Linked DNA regions of Homo sapiens: region 2 is linked to region 1. A link is an interaction called in ENCODE POLR2A ChIA-PET data of the cell type or tissue named here. Cell type or tissue: PC-9. All regions are shown on one strand. Each heading gives the region's core, and the rest is flanking DNA. Links, peaks and the distances in the headings are about the cores only.

The links. ChIA-PET counts read pairs that join two places held together with the same protein. Peaks named below come from ENCODE experiments on the same cell type or tissue, not always from the same donor. Only the 100,000 strongest peaks of a DNase experiment are listed, where the experiment ranks them.
Region 2: POLR2A ChIA-PET joins it to region 1 with 6 read pairs; 4 of 35 experiments call an interaction of 5 or more read pairs at or near these places.

Annotation. Positions count from the first base shown.
Region 1 is chr2:238,835,904-238,846,292 of GRCh38, reverse strand. It overlaps LOC100287387 (a long non-coding RNA gene), which reads left to right. Exons shown (of 1, transcript NR_157851.1): 1 at 1-1,747. Among named protein-coding and RNA genes, the nearest start is that of TWIST2, 7.0 kb to the left of the region's middle. RefSeq lists an enhancer at 1-272. In PC-9, for the core only: no CTCF peak of the experiment used is centred there; no DNase peak of the experiment used is centred there; H3K27me3 peaks cover 3,878 bases.
Region 2 is chr2:238,972,631-238,983,019 of GRCh38, reverse strand. No RefSeq gene overlaps it. Among named protein-coding and RNA genes, the nearest start is that of LINC01940, 52 kb to the right of the region's middle. In PC-9, for the core only: no CTCF peak of the experiment used is centred there; a DNase peak (open chromatin) is centred at 4,359; H3K27me3 peaks cover 2,175 bases.

The DNA.
Region 1 (10,389 bases), core at 2,660-7,659:
CCTGTTTTTCCCGAACTGGCCTTTCCCTGGTTTCTTTGCTCAGAGCAGTGACAGTAGCGATTTGCTGCCCTTTTACCAACCCTGTGTGGGTCCAAGGACCCAGATCCAGGGACATCTTCCCTTTCCCAGATGCGGAGGGCTTTTACTGAGGAGAGGACCTGCCTGGTAGCCTGCTTCGCCATCCTCGTCTCCCTGTCTGCGTGCCCCTGTGTCACTCTGGCTCTGTCGGCGTGTCTCTTTCTCTGTCCTTTCTGTCTCTTTCTCCAGCAGAGAGAGTTCATAGTTTAGTTTGAAAGAAAAACAGCTCAGCTTTGGTCCTGAGCAGCCCAGGGCTCAGCCCAGCCCTGAAGACCAGAGGCCCCGGGGACGCCCTGGAAGGGCAGCGCAAGCTGGATTGCAGGCTCACCTCTGCCTGGGGAGATGGACCTGGAGGATTTCACCTGCGACCCCCCGGGGCGCCCTGGAGCTATCATAACCAGCAGCCCAGTTCAACCGTCTGGATGCACTTTCTTCATGGCGTGTCTTGTCTATTTTAAAATGCTTTAACAATGATTATAGTACTGGAGGCTGTGATACTGACGGCTGCCTGCGGAAAACCTTGCTTAACAGAATTTGGAGTGACTTTCTTATGCTGTATTGCCAGCCCCTCAGAGTCATTACCTGGGCAGTGACCCCTTGCATACATAGGAGAAGCTAAGGCACAGTGGCATTTAGCAGCGTTTCCAATGTCACCTGTATGTTGGCTGGGGAAGTGACAGCATTCCCCTCTTTTGAGGAGGGGAATTTGCTGAATTAAAACCCAAATGAAAATGTCATCAATTTGGGAAATAATACTCAGGTTATTGATTTAGTTTGAGTTTTTCTTTCAAAAATTAAGTCAGTGATAAGGCTAATAAAGCCAATTTATTAATAGCATAAGTAATACAATATATCTCTGTGTGAATACTCTTTGCAGGACCACCCAGGCTCACTTGGACTTCAGTAAAATATCACGCAACAAAGATTCACAGAAGTAAATACAGTTCTTGGGGTACTTATTCATTACTGAGTATGGAAAATCCTGTGAATGCTTCCTTTCATATATGTAAAAAAGTGTGCTTTGTTTCATGTGACTTTGTGTTTTTTAAAAAAAAATGAACTGGTGTTCTGAAAGATTCTTCTATTGCACATTTTCCTTAGGGCAGCAAGTAACAGAAGGTGATATGTTTTCACAGCAAATTTGCCAGCTATTAGATTGGCTTTAATCTTGCTGCAGTAGAATGACACTGCAGGGATTGTCACCTGGGGATAGTCTTCAAGAATAGCAGCCAGGCACGGTGGCTCGCGCCTGTAATCCCCCAACTCTTTGGGAGGCCAAGGCAGGTGGATCACCTGAGGTTGGGAGGTCGAGACCAGCCTGGCCAACATAGTGAAAGCCCATTTGTACTAAAAATACAAAAATTAGCTGGGTGTGGTGGTGCATGCCTGTAATTTCAGCTACTCGGGAGGCTGAGGCAGGATAATCGCTTGAACCCAGGAGGCGGAGGTTGCAGTGAGCCAAGATCATGCCACTGCACTCCAGCCTGGACGATAGAGCAAGACTGTGTCAAAAAAAAAAAAAAAGAAAGAAAAGAAAGAAAAAAGAATACGACGCAATTATACAGCCCCTGGGCTTTCTTAGGATAAGAAACTGTGTACTTGCTCAGATGTGAAAAAAATTTAGTAAACTCTCAGGAGCTAAATAAAGCAATGAATTTATACATTTGAATGCTGTTGTCGCTACCTTTTGTCAAAATGCCTGCACGGGTGAACCCACCTGAGCTCTTCAGCAGATCCTTTTGTAGTTTAACTCTATGAAGTTCTTGTTGGAGCAAGAGACAAAAACCAAGATATCGTTAAAGGTCTAGTTTCCATTCCCAGTGACATGGTGGGTTGTTACCTCCACTTGAATTTAGTGAACTGAGAGCAGATGACAGAGCAGCCCATATTTGTGTGACAGAATCAATCCAACAGATTAATGAATCAATGACATTGATCCGGGGGTTGGTAACAGCATCTCCCAAACAGCACTTCCTTATTTGCAAAGCAAATAGCATTGGCGCAGTAGCAGTCTTACACTAACACAGCGCTCCACTGACACTTTTCCATCAAACTAGTCTTGGTGCCTTCATTTTGAATTATTCTCTCGTAGACTGAGATGACAGTGAACATGACCCATTATTTTAAGAAACCACAAGTTTTCAGAGATGGACTCTTGAGAATTATCTGACAAAGTTTTGGCATTTCTGTGTAGATTCTAGGGGTCTTCAGCATCATGTTGCTGAATGCTAGAAATATGCTGTCTGGGAAAAAGCTATCCTTGTGCCATGTATTGTTGGCTTTATTCTGGCAATACTTTATGCCTACCTGCAACCACCTGCCACCCCCCAAGATTTCAATCATCCAGCACATTCCCCAGTGTGATAGAGCAGCGGTGAGGGTTGGGGGTCACTGTAAAAGCATTTTTCAGTTCTAAAAACCAGGGTTGAAGATGCTTCTCGAATCTAGTTGTAAAGTGCAATGTATTCTTGGTGATGGGCATCAGAACACTTTCTGGATGTCAAGTCCAAGAGCCAATCTTCTGCCTAACTTCAGCAATGACACCAGCAGGATGGAATCCTACTTACAAAGAGCCAGAACCTAAAGCCCAGGGCACACATCCTGTACAGGCAGGATTCTCCTTTAAAAATCCCAACTGCTACTTTGGGAGGCCAAGGTGGGCAGATCACTTGAGGTCAAGAGTTCAAGACCAGCCTGGCCAACGTGGCAAAACCTCATTTCTACCAAAAATACAAATAATTAGCTGGGCATGGTGGTGTGTGGCTGTAATCCCAGCTACTCTGCTGGCTGAGGCACGAGGAAGGAAATCCTGGTAACTGCTGCAATGTGAATTAATCTTGAAGTCATTGATGCAGTGGCTCACAACTGTAATCCCTGCATTTTGGGAGGCTGAGGCGGGCAGATCACCTGAGGTCAGGAGTTCAAGACCAGCTTGGCCAATTTGGTGAAACCCTGTTTCTACTAAAAATACAAAAATTAGCCGGGCATGGTGATGCACACCTGTAGTCCCAGCTACTTGGGAGGCTGAGGCAGGAGAATCTCTTGAACCCGGGAGGCAGAGGTTGCAGTGAGCCGAGATCGAGCCACTGAACTCCAGCCTGGGCAACAGAGCGAGTCTCTGTTTCAAAAAAAAGAAGAAAGAAAAAAAAAGAGAAAGAAGGAAAGAAAAGAAAGATCACTATATGGAAGAGATATCTGTGCACCCGTGTTTATCATACCACTCTTCATGATGATCAAGATATTGGATCAACTTAAGTGTCCATCATAGATGAATGCATACAAAAATCTGATATATATATATATATATATGATATATATATATATAAGATATATATATATATATCAGATATATATATATATAATGGAATATTATTCAGACATGAAAAGAATGAACTCCTGTCACTTTCAGCACCATGAATGGAACTGGAGGTCATTGTGTTAAGTGAAATAAGCCAGACACAGAAAGACAAATATCTTGTGTTTTCACTCACATGTGGGAGCTAAAAAATCATATCTCATGGAGATAGAGAGTAGGATCGTAGTTCCCAGAGGTCAGGAAGGGGAAGGGAGAGAGGGGGACAAAGACAAGTTGGCCAAGGGGTACCAAAATATAGTCATATAGAAGAAATAAGTTATAGTATTCTGCAGTGCTGTAGGGAAATTACAGTTAAAAATAATTTATTGCATATTTCAAAATAGCTAGAAAATAAGTTGTATGATGTTTCCAACAGAAAGAAGGACAAATGTTGAAGATGATGGACATCCCAATTACCCTGATTTGATCGTTACACATCATGTACAGGTGTCAAAATACCCCAAAAATATGTCCAACCAACCTGTCAAGAAAAAATATAAATGTTATAGATTCCGATCAACATTAAAAAAAAGATAAAAAATAATCCCCTTGAGAAATCCCTGGGGGTAGGGGGCCCAAGGCACAGCTGCAGTGTAATGGCCCTGCCCTCGAGTGTCTGACGTCGCTAACCCAGCAGTGTTGAACAGCGTCATCTCCTGGTGGTATTGTTCCTCCGTGTTTTGGGTCCTCATCCTCCTTTCCATCCAGCCTCTCTTCTTTCTTCTTGAATTGCAGCAGATGGGAAAATGAAAATGACCTTTTTCAGTATCTGGCAGCCCTGATCGGTGAGGTGCACTTCTAGGGATATGTAGGGAAATGGGCAGATGCCTGCACGTCACTGGTCAGCCCAGGGTGGAGGTGTTTGGTTTTCTTGGCAGCATGGTGTCCAGGCACCAGATGTCCAGAGGTGTGGTCTGCACATCCGGTTCCTGGAGAGACGTATAGCAGGAGCGCTGCAGCTCGGAAGCTGGCTGCAGCAGGAGCGGCTCCTTGATTCCAGGTGGTTCTGGATTCACCAGTTTCTGGATGTGATGAGTCAGCAACTCCAGCTCTGCAGTATGGCTCAGAAGCCAGCCTTGACAGCTCTACCTAGAGCCTGCTCATTCAGCTCCACAAACAATTCTATCATAGCCTCTAATAAGTCGTTTCCTGCTTAAGCAATGTGGGCCTTGTTCTCCATAATGGAATCCTGGTGCGACACCCACACTTCTGGGCTGTGGTTTAGAAGGTGGACGCTTGGGCTCCCCCTATCCTTTGGCTTTGACTTCTTGACATCATTCACATCTGCTTGTAAAGTGGAGCTAACACTGGCCTTTGGCACATGTTTTTATTTTTATTTATTTTATTATTTTATTTTATTTATTTATTTTTTGAGGCAGAGTCTCACTCTGTCACCCAGGCTAGAGCGCAGTGGCATAATCTCAGCTCACTGCAACCTTTGCCTCCTGGGTTCAAGCAATTCTCCTGCCTCAGCCTCCTGAGTAGCTAGGATCACACATGCTCACCACCATGCCCAGCTAATTTTTGTATCTTTAGTAGAGATGGGGTTTCACCATGTTGGCCAGACTGGTCTCAAACTCCTGACCTCAAGTAATCCATTTGCCTCGGCCCCCCAAGGTGCTGGGATTACAGGTGTGAGCCACTACGCCCAGCTGGCACACATTTTTAAATGCCTTTGAGATCTAATCAAAGTTGTTCTTGCATCAAACTCATATGACTTTTTTAAACCTGGAAAATATACCAAATTTCAATTAAAAAATGAAAATGGAAAGATCAAACAAGACATAAATAGAATCAGAAAGAATAGGGTGTAGGGGGCTGGGATGGGAGCCAATTCCCTCCAAATAAATCTTGTTTTGTAGATTTGACTTTGGAATCATGTAAATGTTCATATAATTATATATATAAAATCAAGTAAAATAAAAAAATAGAATCCCTAAAAAATCAAAAGCAAAATCACACAAATGTACCTTATCAAATGTGTATGATATTGGTGGCTCAACCATGCAGACAGAAATAATTTAAGATAGCTTTAAAACACTATAATTGCCTTACGTCCCTAGTGAAATACATTCTAAAGGCAAAAAGAACTGCAAAAAAAGGCTTAAACCTTTCAGCATTCATGTTTCTAGTAATAAAATTGCTATTGTTATTCCAAAACTATATTGTGAGCTAAGCCAAATGAATAATTATGTTCATGTCTTTGGGGATCAAGATCTCCAACCTCAAAGAAAAGAGGTACGAATGTAAAACAAAAGAAGTTGCCGGGTGCGGTGGGCTCCCGCCTGTAATCCCAGCACTTTGGGAGGCTGAGGCAGGCAGATCACAAGGTCAGGAGATTGAGACCATCCTGACTAAAACAGTGAAACCCCATCTCTAGTACAAATACAAAAAATTCGCTGGGCGTGGTGGTGGGCACCTGTAGTCCCAGCTAATCAGGAGGTTGAGGCAGGAGAATGGTGTGAAACCGGGAGGTGGAGCTTGCAGTGAGCTGAGATCTCGCCACTGCACTCCAGCCTGGACGACAGAGAGAGACTCCATCTCAAAAAAAAAAAAAAAAGAAGAAGTTAAGTGAAACCATGTAATTCTAAATTTGTTGGAAACATCAGCTATGGGCTTGGGTCTGTATTTCCTGACCCTGACCACTGAAAAGAACTAGAACAACGAGCCGCCCACTGCAATGAGCACCGCTAGTGTGCAGATTTTGGTCTCTCCTTGAAGAAATGGTTGACCTAGATCTAGGGCAAAACAAGATAAGCCTGGAGCATCTTACTATACCAGAAGACAAGGAAGCCATAAATAACTACCATGTTCATGTCAAAAGGACCAGGAAGGAACTGAAAAGTGTTTCCCCACTTCAGGGCAAATGAGCATGAATGAGAAAAGTAACTGCAATAGACAGAAACATATCACAGATGGTAAAAATCCTTAAGTCTCAATGTTACTCGAATACAAAACTTATTGGTCATTTTTGGCTGTTGCTAGGAAATGGACTCACTGTCCCAAAAATTGGTAAGTAAAGGGAAAGAATCAGGCATGTAACTAGCCTTTCTTACTGAATTATACCTCAATGTAATGTATGAGTTGATGAGAAAATATTTCACTCTATAGAAGTGTTCCAGATAACAAATGAAGGACAGACGGTAGAATTATAACATCTCTGTTATATAAGAATGGATTCAGGCACTGCTGGTCCATGCTAAGTAACATCATAGAAAGAGAGGTATGCCTCCTGGAGGCAGGACCCAGCACCACTTGAGAAGTTGCAAGTCATCTAGCCCCTGGCTAGGGCAGCCAGTTCCAGAAAAATCCAGGGCTAGCAGACAGGCTCAATGGTGTCATCAGGATGCAGTCAGATCTCACCCCTCCTCTGCTCCGCTCCCTCCAAGGGCTCATTTCACTTTGTATAAATGACTGTCTTTGCCAGCATCTGTAAGGCCCACCCAATCTGACAAAGATCCTGCCCCATGACCTCTCTAATTCCAGGTTCTATGTCTCTGGCTCACTCCACCCCTGTCACTCTGGGCTGCTGGCAGTTCCTCCCTGCATAGTGCATGTCCCCACACAAAAGCCTACCTGAAACTTCCTGCTCCCCAGATAGCCATGTGGCTGATGTTCTTACACCCTTCCAATCTATCTTATATCTATTATCACATAACAAACCACCCTCTAATGCAGTGCCTTCAAATACCAATCATTGTATTTGCTTACAGTTTTGTAGGCCAGCAGTTCAGATTGTGCTCAGCCAGGTGGTTTTTGGTTTGTTTGTTTGTTTGTTTGTTTTGGCAGTCCTGCCTGGTGTCACTCATGTGCCTGTGGTCATCTCATGGCTTAAGCCTGATGGCCTCTTTCACAGATCTGGTGGTAGTAGGCACCAGCTCTCACCCCTTGGTGCTCCTGCACATGGCTTCTCTAGCAGGCTGGCTTGAGTTTGTTCTTGCTGTGGTCTCAGGACTCCAACCACAGTCTGAAGAGCACAAGCCCCAAGGCAAATGCTTTCCAAGATTTTGCTCCTGACACATGTACCAATGTTCCATGGGCTAAGTCACAAGACCAAGCCCAGATTCAGGGCTTTGGCATTAAAGAGTTGATTGGCAGCTCTGTATGCATGTGTGTGTGTGCATTTGTGTGTGTGCATGTGTGTGTGTGTGTGCATGTATACGTGTATATGTGAGAAGAGGGACCATTGTCACTGGTAGGCTTACTTTGGGATGATCAGCTGGGGACTCAGTCACACTTGGGGGAAGACCGCCCAGTCATTGCTATTTTTCTTTGTGGCTGACCCTCTCTCCAGGGAGGAATTCTTCCACCTCCTGCTCTGGGGCAGAAGCTTGGGTTCTTTCCCTAAGTCTTGGGAGACTTAGGAGGGAAAGGGACCTAGGCAGGGGATCTCATCATTCAGAATGCAGATTTTCACACAGTTACCCTCTTTTCAGTACAAACCCTCTCATCTGTCAGCACTGCCAGGTTCTCCTTTTGGGCTCAGATTTTTCAGAGTGACGTTCCAGCTCCTTCCAGGCTTGCCCCCATGATTATTACCTCCCACCAGGTCCTTCCCACCACACATGGGAATTATGGGAGCTACAGTTCTAGATGAGATTTGGGTGGGCACACAGCCAAACCACATCCAATTCTCACTGTCCTGCCCTGATTTTTAATCTTCAAATTTGTCATTCACATCCTATGCCCTCACTTTCCTGCCCTGCTCAGCTCCCTATTCATTTAACTTCTTCAGACATAGCACTTTCAAATGAAAGCAGTGTGGAGGGATCATAGGAATCATGGTGGCATCTCTCCTCACCATACACTGGGGATACACCCTAATTAAAAATACATGTGGCTGGGCGCGGTGGCTCACGCCTGTAATCCCAGCACTTTGGGAGGCCGAGGTGGGCGGATCACCTGAGGTCTGGAGTTCTAAACTAGCCTGGCCAATATGGTGAAATCCCGTCTCTACTAAAAATACAAAAATTAGCCAGGCATGGTGGTGGGCACCCATAATCCCAGCTACTCGAGAGGCTGAGGCAGGAAATCACTTGAACCTGGGAGGCGGAGGGTTCAGTGAGCTGAGATCACGCCATTGCACTCCAGCGTGGGGGACAAGAGCAAGGCCTCATCTCAAAAAAAAAAAAAAAAAAGCGATTTATTGTACAACTATGGGTAGAAATTAATCAAACACAGCAAATTATTACTACAGTACCTTCTAATTAGCCATTATTTACTGTGCTTCATATTGTTCTAAGAAGTGGAGTAGGAGCCAATAGACAGATACTTTTTTTTTTTTTGAGATAGATGTAGTCTCGCTCTGTCGCCCCAGCTGCTATGCAATGGCGTGATCTCAGCTCACTGCAACTTCCGCCTCCCAGGTTCAAGTGATTCTCCTGCCTCAGCCTCTTGAGTAGCTGGGATTACAGTCACAAGCCACCACACCTGGCTAATTTTTGTATTTTTAGTAGAGACGGGGTTTCACCGTCTTGGCCAGGCTGGTCTCGAACTCCTGACCTCAGGTGATCCACCTGCCTCAGCCTCCCAAAGTGCTGAGATTACAGGCCTGAGCCACCTTGCCCAGCCAACAGATACTTTATGACAGTATGCTGAGGGATGTAATGGGGTTTCGAATCCACACTGAGAAGACTGAGAAGAGAATGATCTGCAGGATTAGGGGGTGCCTGGAAAGACCTCAGTAAGGGGCAAGTGTGATGGTGACTATTTTCAACTTGATTGGATTTAAGGGTGCAAAGTATTGTTCCTGGGTGTGTCTGTGAGGGTGTTCCCAAAGATTAACATTTGAGTCAGTGGACTAAGAGAGGCAGACCCACCCTCAGTCTGGGAGGGGACCATCTAATCAGCTGCCAACAAGGCTAGAATAAAGCAAGCAGAAGAACGTGGAAGGACTGGACTGGCTGAGTCTCCTGCCTTCGTCTTTCTCCTGTGCTGGGGGCTTCTTGACCTTGAACATCAGACTCAAGTTCTTCAGCTTTTGGACTCTTGGGCCTACACCAGTGGTTTTGCTGGGGGCTCTCAGACCTTCAGCCACAGACTGAAGGCTGCAGTGTCGGCTTCCCTGCTTTTGAGGCTTTGCAGACGGCCTATTGTGGGACATCAGCTTGTGATCATGCGAGCCAATTATCCTTCATGAACTCCTTTTCATAAATACATCTTTCCTATAGTCCTATCCCTCTAGAGAACCCTGACTAATACAGCAAGTAACATCTACCAGGCATAGGAGGGAGAAAAACTCATTCAGGCGAAGAGATGATGCTGTGACAAGACCCAAAGGCATGCAAGAGGCATTCATGTCCCTGAAATGGAGAGCACCCTGTGGCTCAGACCTCAGGGTCTCAGTGGTTAGCACTCTCTTGGTTGTAGGTAACAGACATTCAACCTGAACCTGCCTACCAGAAATGTATTGGCTCACTACTTGGGAAGTTCAGGCTTGGGCTGGCTTCAGGCTTAGCTGGATCCAGGAGTTTCAATGATGCTATATCCCTCTCCTTTCTCTCTATGCTTTAGCTCTGCCTCCCTCTGTGTGTGGGCCTTGCTTCTTCCTGTGCATGATAGGAGGTGGGATACTCCAGGGTCACATCTTCCCAGGACAGCAGTGCTCATTAAACAGCCTTCCTCTCTTGCTTGGCAGAGACACTAGGCATGGGGCTCTCCTGGCCTGACTGCAGCTGGGGCTCCTGTGATGGGGTGGGATAAGAAGGGCAGGTTGGTGCCCTGAGAGTGGAAAGAGGTGCTGGGCAGATAAGCAAGGCTTGTCCACTAGGGGTGCTGGCAGCACCGTAGAGGAAGGTGGGGACCAGGCTCCCAAGGGTCTTGTGGGACCAGTTAGGAGTTTGGATTTCCTTCTGGAAGCAACTGGAAACGAACCAGAGTTCTAAAGAAAAAAGTGATCCAGCTGGAAGACGGAAGCCAGCCCAGTGCCCAGCCAGACAAGGAACAGCGGTGGGTGG
Region 2 (10,389 bases), core at 2,481-7,480, 140 kb before region 1:
CTATTCACAATAGCAAAGACATGGAATCAACCTAAATGCCCATCAATGATAGACTGGGTAAAGAAAATATGATACATATACACAATATAATTATGTAGCCATAAAAAAGAATGAGATCATGTCCTTTGCAGCAACATGGATAGAGCTGGAGGCCATGATCCATAGCAAACTAACACAGGAACAAAAAACCAAATACCACATGTTCTTACTTATAAGTGGGAGCTAAATGATGAGAACACAGGGACATATAGAGGGGAACAACACACACTGGGATCCATTGGAGGGTGGAGGGTGGAAGGAGGGAGAGGATTAGGAAAAATAATTAATGAGTACTAAGCTTAATACTTGGGTGATAAAATATCTGTACAACAAACCCTGTGACACAGATTTACCTATGTAGCAAACCTGCACGTGCACCCCTGTACTTAAAATAGAAGTTTTTTAAAAAACCTCTAAAAAACCCCCAAAAACAAAGCGTCCATAGTTTTTTTTGGGAGGGGTGGAAGGCAAGGGTTAGGGTGGAATTTGACACCAAATGACACTAAAATGTATATGAAAACATGAAGGGCCAAGAAGAATTAAGCCATTTTTGAAAAATAATCACAAAGGTTGGCCTCATTGTTTACAGGTAGTGGCAGCAGTAGCAGTCTTAGTATCTGAAGCAGTTAAAATAATACAGGGAAGAGATCTTACTGTGTGGACATCTCATGATGTGAACGGCATACTCACTGCTAAAGGAGACTTATGGCTGTCAGACAACCGTTTACTTAAATATCAGGCTGTATTACTTGAAGGGCCAGTGCCGCAACTGCGCACTTGTGCAACTCTTAACCCAGCCACATTTCTTCCAGACAATGAAGAAAAGATAGAACATAACTGTCAACAGGTGATTGCTCAAACCTACGCTGCTCGAGGGGACCTTCTAGAGGTTCCCTTGACTGATCCCGACCTCAACTTGTATACTGATGGAAGTTCCTTTGTAGAAAAAGGACTTCAAAAAGCGGGGTATACAGTGGTCAGTGATAATGGAATACTTGAAAGTAATCCCCTCACTCCAGGAACTAGTGCTCAGCTGGCAGAACTAATAGCCCTCACTCGGGCACTAGGATTAGGAAAAGGAGAAAGGGCAAATATATATACAGACTTTAAGTATGCTTACCTAGTCCTCCATGCCCACACAGCAATATGGAGAGAAAGGGAATTCCTAACCTATCAAACATCAGGAAGCCATTAGGAGATTATTATTGGCTGTACAGAAACCTAAAGAGGTGACAGTCTTACACTGCCAGGGTCATCAAAAAGGAAAGGAAAGGAAAATAGAAGGGAACTGCCCAGGGGATATTGGAGCCAAAAGAGCTGCAAGGCAGGACCCTCCATTAGAAATGCTTATAGAAGGACCCCCAGTATGAGGTAATCCCCTCCAGGAAACCAAGCCCCAGTACTCAGCAAAAGAAATGGGGAACCTCACGAAGACATAGTTTCCTCCCCTCAGCATGGCTAGCCACTGAAAAAGGACAAATACTTTTTCCTGCAACTAACCAATGGAAATTACTTAAAACCTTCACCAAACCTTTCACTTAGGCATTGATAGCACCCATCAGATGGCCAAATTATTATTTAGTGGACCAGGCCTATTCAATACTATCAAGCAGATAGTCAGGGCCTGTGAAATGTGCCAAAGAAATAATCCCCTGCACTTTAGGCCATACATTTCAATCCCTGCATCTTTAGCCTCCTTGTTAGGTTTGTCTCTTCCAGAATCAAAGCTGTAAAACTACAAATGGTTCTTCAAATCGAGCCCCAGATGCAGTCCATGGCAGATCTACCATGGACCCCTGAACCGGCCTGCTAGCCCTTGCTCCAATGTTGATGATATCAAAGGCACCCTTCCCTAGGAAATCTCAACTGCATGACCCCTACTACTCCCCAGTTCAGCCGGAAGCAGTTAGAGTGGTCATCAGCCAACCTCCCCAACAGCACTTGGGTTTTCCTGTTCAGATGGGGGACTGAGAGACAGGACTAGCTGGATTTCCTAGGCCAACTAAGAATCCCTAAGCCTAGCTGGGAAGGTGACCGCAACCACCTTTAAACACGGGGCTTGCAACTTAGCTCACACCCGACCAATCAGGTAGTAAAGAGAGCTCATTAAAATGCGGGGGAGGGATAGTATTGGGAGATATACCTAATGCTAGATGACACATTAGTGGGTGCAGCGCACCAGCATGGCACATGTATACATATGTAACTAACCTGCACAATGTGCACATGTACCCTAAAACTTAGAGTATAATAAAAAAAAAATAAAAAAAAAAATAAAATAAAATGCTAATTAGGCAAAAACAGGAGGTAAAGAAATAGCCAATCATCTATTGCCTGAGAGCACAGGGAGAGGGGCAATGGTCGGGATATAAACCCAGGCATTCGAGCCGGCAATGGCTACCCCCTTTGGTTCCCCTCCCATTTTATGGGAGCTCTGTTTTCACTCTATTAAATCTTGCAACTGCAAAAAAAAAAAAAAAAGAAAGAAAAAAAGAAAGAGAAATAATTGCACAATATCACAATATGTACTTGACCTGTGAGACATCTATACTTATTATAATGCTGTAATACCTGAGAAAGTGTCACACTGGCCTAAGGATGGACTCATAGAACAATGGAACAGAAAACAACATCTTGAAACAGAAGCTCCCATATCCAGGACCTCGATATGTGTAAGCAGTGGCATTTCAGGCCAGTGAGAAAAGGACGAACATTTCCATAAGTGATCCTGGGTAAATTGTATATCCATGTGGAAAAATGAAATTGGATGCCATGGTGGATTACATTTTTCAAAGATGACTGCACCTGTATACATCCCATCCCACAGGCTGTCCTTTCAAGATGACATTGACACTTCTCCATCGAGACCTGGGTCTGTGTTCTCTCTCCTTGCACCAGGGCAGACTTTTACAAATACCTTGACCAACAGCATGCGCAGAAGTGACTGTTGAGGCTAAGTCAAAAAGGGCAATAAAGCTTCCACCTGGCTTTCTCTCTCTCTCTTTCCCGCCTCTCTTAATGCTTGTCCTTGAAACCCAGCCACTACGCTGAGAGGAAGCCAAAACCAGACCATATGGAGAAACCACCACCCCACGTGCAGAGAAACAGTGCCTTAGCTGACTGCAGCATCAAATGACAGATATGTGAGTGCATGAGCTGGTTCTGGCTCTCGGCCTTCAAAAGTTTCTCAGAACCCAGTCATTGTGGACTTCAAACAATAAACAAACAAAAACTTCACTTTTTTGGCCCTTTCTGAATTCCTCACCCACAAAAATCTGTGAGTAAACTATGTGATTGTTTTATACAGCAAAGTTTTGGACTAATTTGTTACACAGCTCTGATAACTGAGCAGACCGCTACCTCACGTCACACACGAAATTCAATTTCAGGCAGGTCAAAACAAAAACTGAAAACAAAAGTTAAACGATAAAGCTTTCATAAGATATTGTAGGAATTTATCTTCATAACCATGGAGTAGAAAGGAATTTCATAAACGAGACACAGAAAGAATTAACCATTAAGGAAAAGATCGTTGTACTGGTGTACAATAAATGTAGCCCCCTCTAGCTCACTGAAAGATATCATTGTGGAGGGAAAGACAAGCCACAAAGTGAGAGATGATATATGCCACCCGCATATCTTCTAAGAACTCATGTTATAAAATATAAAAAGAATTCCTGGCCAGGCGCAGTGGCTCACACCTATAATCCCAGCACTTTGGGAGGCCAATGCAGGCAGATCACTTGAGGTCAGAAGTTCGAGACCAGCCTGTCCAACATAGTGAAAGCCTGTCTCTACTAAAAATACAAAAATTAGCCTGGCGTGGTGGTGGGCACCTGTAACCCTAGCTACTTGGGAGGCTGAGGCAGGAGAATCACTTGAACCCAGGAGGTGGAGGATGCGGTAAGCCGAGATCACACCACTGCACTCCAGCCTGGGTGACAGAGCAAGACTCTGGTCTAAAAAAAAAAAAAAGAATTTGAATTCCCACAAAGTAATAATAAAAAACAGAGAACCCAGTAGACAAAAATGGGCAAGAGATGTAAGTAGCACTTCATAAAAGCAGATATCCAAATGGCCAATAGATGAATGAAAATGTGCTCCACCTCATCAATGATCAGAGGAATGCAAATCAAACCATAGTGAGATACCATCACACACCCACCAGACCGATAAATAAAAAAACCATGACAATGCAGAATGTTGCTGAGGGTGTGGCCCAATAGGAACTCACATACCACTGTAGGAGTATGAACTGTTTCAACCCCTTTGGAAAACAGTGGCATTTTCCAGTACATTTGAGGATATGCATTCCTATGAATGGAATTTCACTCTCCATATGCCCTAGGGAGACTTGTGCCCATGGGTACTAGGGCAACGTTTCATAATCGTCACAGCAGCACTCTTTGCAATCATCCCGAGTGTCCTTCAATGTACCATGGATAGATTGTGGTATATTTATTCAATGGGATGCTAGTCAAAATCGAAACTTAAATAACTATCCCCACATGCAACAATATAGGGTGAACTGACGTGTATGACAAGCTGAAGACTCAAGATCCAAGAACTATCTATGGTGCAATTCCACTAACATGAAGTTCAAAAAAGTTCAAAACTAGGTTAGCCTGTATATGTTTGGGGATAAATACAATCAATGCAAGGGTGCATTTGAGAGAAGAAAAGCAAGGAGTGATCATTATAAAAATTGAACAGTGGCCACCCTTAGGGGTGGGTAGGTAAGAGGAGGTTCTAACTAGGAAACTCTTCCAGAGGCTGATGTGCTATTAAAAAATAGCTAAAAAGCTACATAGGAATTGGCTTTACAGTGAATCATATGTTGTTTTGTTTAAACTAGAAATAATCGTTTTTTAACAAAAGCAGTGTATTTCCATTTTAGAAAATCAGAACACAAAAATGATAGCAACATTATATTCACATCACCTAAAAATTACCACTGTTAATAGTTTATATCCTCCCAGATCTTTTTCTAAATATATATAATATGTAAGTGAATTTTCTACCAAAGTGACATCGTACTGTATATAATGTTTTTACCCATTAAAGTGTACAATTCTGTGATTTAGAGTATATTCACAATGCTGTATAACCATTACCAGTATCTAATTCCAGAACAACTTTATCACAAAATCTTATACCTCCCATTCATCTCCCCTTCCCCCCAGGCCCTGGCAACCACTAATCTAATTTTTGTCTCCATGAATTTTCCCATTCTGGATATTTTATACAAATGGAATCATATAATATGTGGCCTTTTATGTCTGGCTTATTTCATTTAGTATGTTTCCAAGGTTCATGCATATTGAAGCATATATTAGCACTTCATCCTTTTATGATTGAATAATATTCCATTGCATGGATATATCACAATTTGTTTGTCTCTTCATCAACTGATGGACATTTGGGTTCTTTAGCTATTATGAATAAGGTTGCTATGAATATATACGTACAAAGTTTTTGCATGTACATATATTTTCGTTTCTCATAGATATGTATCTGAGTAGAATGGATCATATGGTGATATATGTTTAACTTTTTGAAGAACTTCAAAACTGCTTTCTAAAGTGCCTGCACCATTTTGCATTCCCACCAGCAATGTAAAAAGGTTCCACTTGTTTTATATCCCTGTCAACACTTGCTATTGTCCATCTTTTTGACATGGCCATCTTAGTAGATGAGGTTTCCCAATGGCTTATGGGAACATCTTTTTATGTGTGTACTGGCCATTTGTGTATCTTCTTTGGAGAAATATCTATTCAAATCCTTTGCCCATTTTAAAATTGGATTATTTTTCATTCTATTGTTGAGTTATAAGTATTCCTTATGTATTCTAGATACTAGTCCTTTATCAAATTTATGACTTGCTAATATTTTCTCCCATTATGTGGCTTGCCTTTTTACTTTCTTGATAATGTGCTTTAATTTATCTAAGTTCTTAATTTTGATGAAGCCCAATTTGTCTATTTTTTTTGGTTGCTTATACTTTTGGTGTCATTTCCCAGAAACCATTGCCCAACTCAAACTCATGAAGATTTACACTTATTTTCTCTAAATATTTTATAGTTTTAGCTCTTACATTTAGGTTACTCTTTTTAGTTAATTTTTGTATACGGTATGAGATAGGGGTAAAACTTCATTTTTCATATGTGGCTATCCAATTGTCTCAGCACTATTCATTGAAACAACTATTCCTTTCCCATTGAATTATCTTGGCACTTTTTCTGTATCTCTTATGTCTTTTTTGCTTCTCTATTTTTGACTTTTTGGTGTTGAGAAGATATTTTCTAGTGTACTATTTTAATTCCCTTGTCATTTCTTTTACTATATATTTTTGAGATATTTTGTTAGTGGTGGCCCCGGAAATTACAATTACATCCTAATGTAATGTCTAGGTCAGATGACTATAAACTTAATTTTAATAGTATATAAAAACTTCACCCTTATGTACTACCATTACTTTCTCCTTCCTTTCTGCTATTATTGTTATACAAATTACATATTTATGCAGTGAAAAACCATCAACACAAGTTGTTTTTTAAAATCAGATAGAGAAAAATGAGTTTCAAACAATGATACTTGTATACCATCTTTTATATTTACCTATATACTTACCTTTACAGGTGCTCTGTATTTTTCCACATGGACTCAAGTTACTGTGTATTTCTTGTCATTTTAGCCTGAAATATTCCTTCAGTGTTTCCTTTTTTGATTAAATTTTTTTAATTTTAAATTTTTGTGGGTACATAGTAGGTGCATGCTTCTTGTAGTACAGGACTGCTAGTGACAAACTCTCTCAGGTTTTTCTTTTAATCTGGAAATGTCTCAATTTCTCTTTCTCTTTGAGTGATAGTTTTGTTAAATATTAAATTCGTGATTGACAGTCTTGACAGCATGTCAGGTATGTTTTCCTACTGCCTTCTGGCATCTATAGCTTCTGGTGAGAAATTCGCGGTTAATCTTACTGAGGATATATGTATGTGATGAGTTGATTCTTCATGCTTTCAAGATGCCTCTTGGTCTTTGGCTTTGGGCAATTGATTATGAGGTGTCTAGGTATGGATCTCTTTCCATTTATTCTACTTGGAATTTATTAAGCTTCTTAGATGTGTAGACTAAGATTTTTCATCACGCGTGGAAGTTTTGGTCATTGTTTTTTAAATGTTATTTCTGCCTCCTTTTCTTTCTCCTCCCTTTCAGGGAGTCCCACTATGTATTTGCTTGTAGGCCCACAGATCTCTGAGGCTTTGTTTATTTTTCCTCATTCTTTTTATTTTTGTTTCCTCAGATTGAAAAAACTCCGTGGACCTATTTTCAAGCTTGTTTATTCTTTATACTGCCAGCTCAAATGTGCCATTGACTGCCTCTAGTGAAGTTTTTATTTCAGTTACTATACTTTTCCACTCTAGAATTTCTATGTGTTTTTTAAAGAAAAACCGATTTCTATCTCCTTATTAATCTCTATTTCATGAGACACAGTTCTCATTTTTTCCTTCAGTTCTTTAGACATAGTTTCCTTATTTCTTTAAAGATATTTAAAGTAGCTGACTTAAATTCCTTATCTAGTAAGTCCAACACCCGTGCTTTTGCTCTAATTCCCCTGACAGACCATACTTGCATGTTTCTTTGCTTGCCTCCTAATTTTTTGTTGAAAACTGAACATGTAAAATAGTATAATATGCCAGCTCTGGAAATCAGATTCTCCTTCTCCTCAGGGTTTGTTGTTGTTGCTGCTATTTGCTTGTTTAGTGGCTTCCCGAGCTATTTCTGTGTTCTTTGTCCTGTGTGGCCACTGAGGTTTGTACTCGGGATAGCTGGCCTATCATGACTGGATAATTTCCTTGACTACCTAGAACCAGTAAGTTTCACAGCCTTTGCTGAGGGGCCCTGCCTCTGTGAGGGGGCAATGCTTCAACTCTCAGGCAAGCAGGTTCCAACTGGGCACAATCCTTTACTTCCTGCTTTCACAGCACCTGGAGTTGAGCCCGTGCGATGCCTCAGGCCCCATCAGGTCTTTCCTGGGCATGCATGTGGCCTTCTGGAGTCCCACAAATGTGTTGGAGTTTCTCAAAGCCTCCTTCTGGATATTTCTTTCCCAAGCTTTTCCTTTTAGGTTTTTTCCATCATCTTGTTTACCTCTATTGTTTCATCACCTCAAGCTGCTATCATAATAAACAATTGCCAGAGAGCTGGAATGAATAGGATGAGTAATGGCAGTTCTCTGGGAATGGGGCTTTGGAGGAGCTCCAGCTGAATTCCGCCCCCTAGCTTGTCTGCCAGGCTGCTGGTTTTCACTGTGACTGCAGGCCCATTGACTTCTGGGGTTACTGCAGAGCTGGAGAGAGGGGTTGGGCTAGGGCAAGTTATGGTGCCACAAATCTCACTGTTCTTATGGCGATTCAGCCGCTTTTCCTGAATAAATGCTCCCTGAATTGTTGCAAGCCTTTGGTTAATTTCCAGAGTCCTGGAAAAGTTTATTTTGACTTTTTTTTTTTTTTTGGCCAGTGTTTGCACTGCTTATATAAAAATGATTTTCAAAGGCACTTCCTCTGCATTTCCACTGACATTACCCAGCAATGATTCTTCATTTTATATATGGTTTATGTACTCATCTGTATTTATAAAAAAGAATAAAAAAGCAAAATCAGCACTGTGTCCTTTGTACCCAGCCGCAATAATCAACTGTGACTTTCTGTCTTTGGAACGTTTGCAGTCATTCTCGTAATGGGTCTGAGTCATCACAGGGAAGCTGATCCAAATTTCATTATTTAATATACATGTAAATAACTAATCCAGACAGAAGAAAAGATTTATGTATTAGGTTGGTCCAAAAGTTATGGCGGTTTTTGCCATGAAAGAAATGGCAACAACTGTAATTACTTGTGCAACAACCCAATACATAGATGCCCATTACAACATTGGCCATATGATGAAAAATTAGAATTAACTTCAAAATCCAAACAGGGTAAAGGGTAGGTAAATACTCTGCATTTTCTCGCTGGAATGGTTGCACCCATTGTCTGAGATAATTATGAAGACCAAACAGTAATAAGGAGAATTTTTTTAGGATGTGTTTGTTGAAAAAAGCAAAATGCAAACTTCTATTTGCACCATGGTTATGCCTCTGGAACAATTATATATATGCATGTACGATAGCCAGAAAGGAAGAGAGAAAAGTGAACACAATTTGTTAGGGTGGAGAGAACTGTGGGTTTTTAAATTAGATTTTCCCCCACCTTATTGTTATGCTATGAGCGCACTAAATTGAAAGTTAAAAAAAAATAGGTCAACATGTCTAAAAGAAAGAAATACTTCCCTGTATCCCCTATGTGCTGGACTTGGCACTGGTCAGAGGCATCCTGTGGCAGAGGCTGTAATAGCCCAGGGGTTTCCTCTGTGGTATGACCTGGGGACAGAGCTCTGCCTTGTCAGCAGGATGGACTCCAGGGACCGGGATGGGGATGGAATGCAGCTTTTTGCCGAGCTGCCTGGAGACAGGGAGGAGGAGGATGAGGAGGAGGAGGAGGAGAAAGGCTCTCTACCCTTCCCCTCCTCCTAGAGAAGATGTTTTTCCAATAAATAATTGTGAAGTCTCGAATGAAATATAAGCCTCATGAATTATCTTGGCATTTTTGGGATCCAGGAATCTTTCAGTGTCTGGACAGGGTCACAAAGGCTCTTGATGGATGCCCCATCTCCCCCCCGGGGGGGTACCACCTTCCTGATGATAATGACTGGGCCACCCCTTCCACTGCTCCTCCCTGCCACTCCCTCCCCCTGGACCTGGGGCTTTTAGCTTCACTCCATCATCCTGCGGCTCTTATCCTGCTTTTTTTTTTTTTTTTAAAAAAAATATTTTCTTTCTCTTAAGCATCTGAAGAAGGGAAGGGAAAATTAAGTGGAATGTGCTTTGGAAATAATTCATCAGAGCAGCTTTCCCAAAGTGGGTTTTTTGTAGGATGACCAACTGTCCTGGTTTGCCTGGGACTGAGGGGTTTCCAGGGGTGTGGAACTTCCACTGCTAAAACCAGGAAAGTCCCATGAAATTCCTGGGATGAGCTGGTCACTTCAGCCCCATGAGTCTCTATTTGGTAGGATGCTAACAGGCAATACATGAAAATGGTTGGCAACAACTAGATGAAATAAAGTCAGATACATTTGCTGCAGGCCTTGTCAGAGCCTCTGTATGCTAATCTGTTATATGCTCATACATATTCAAAGCAGGGTGTCCTAGGTGTATCGGAGCTTAAGTTCTCTATTTTTCTAAAATTAATTAATCTAAGAAATGTGAAGTTTGATGAAGCTCAGTAGGCTGTGCTGCTCAGGATACCCAGA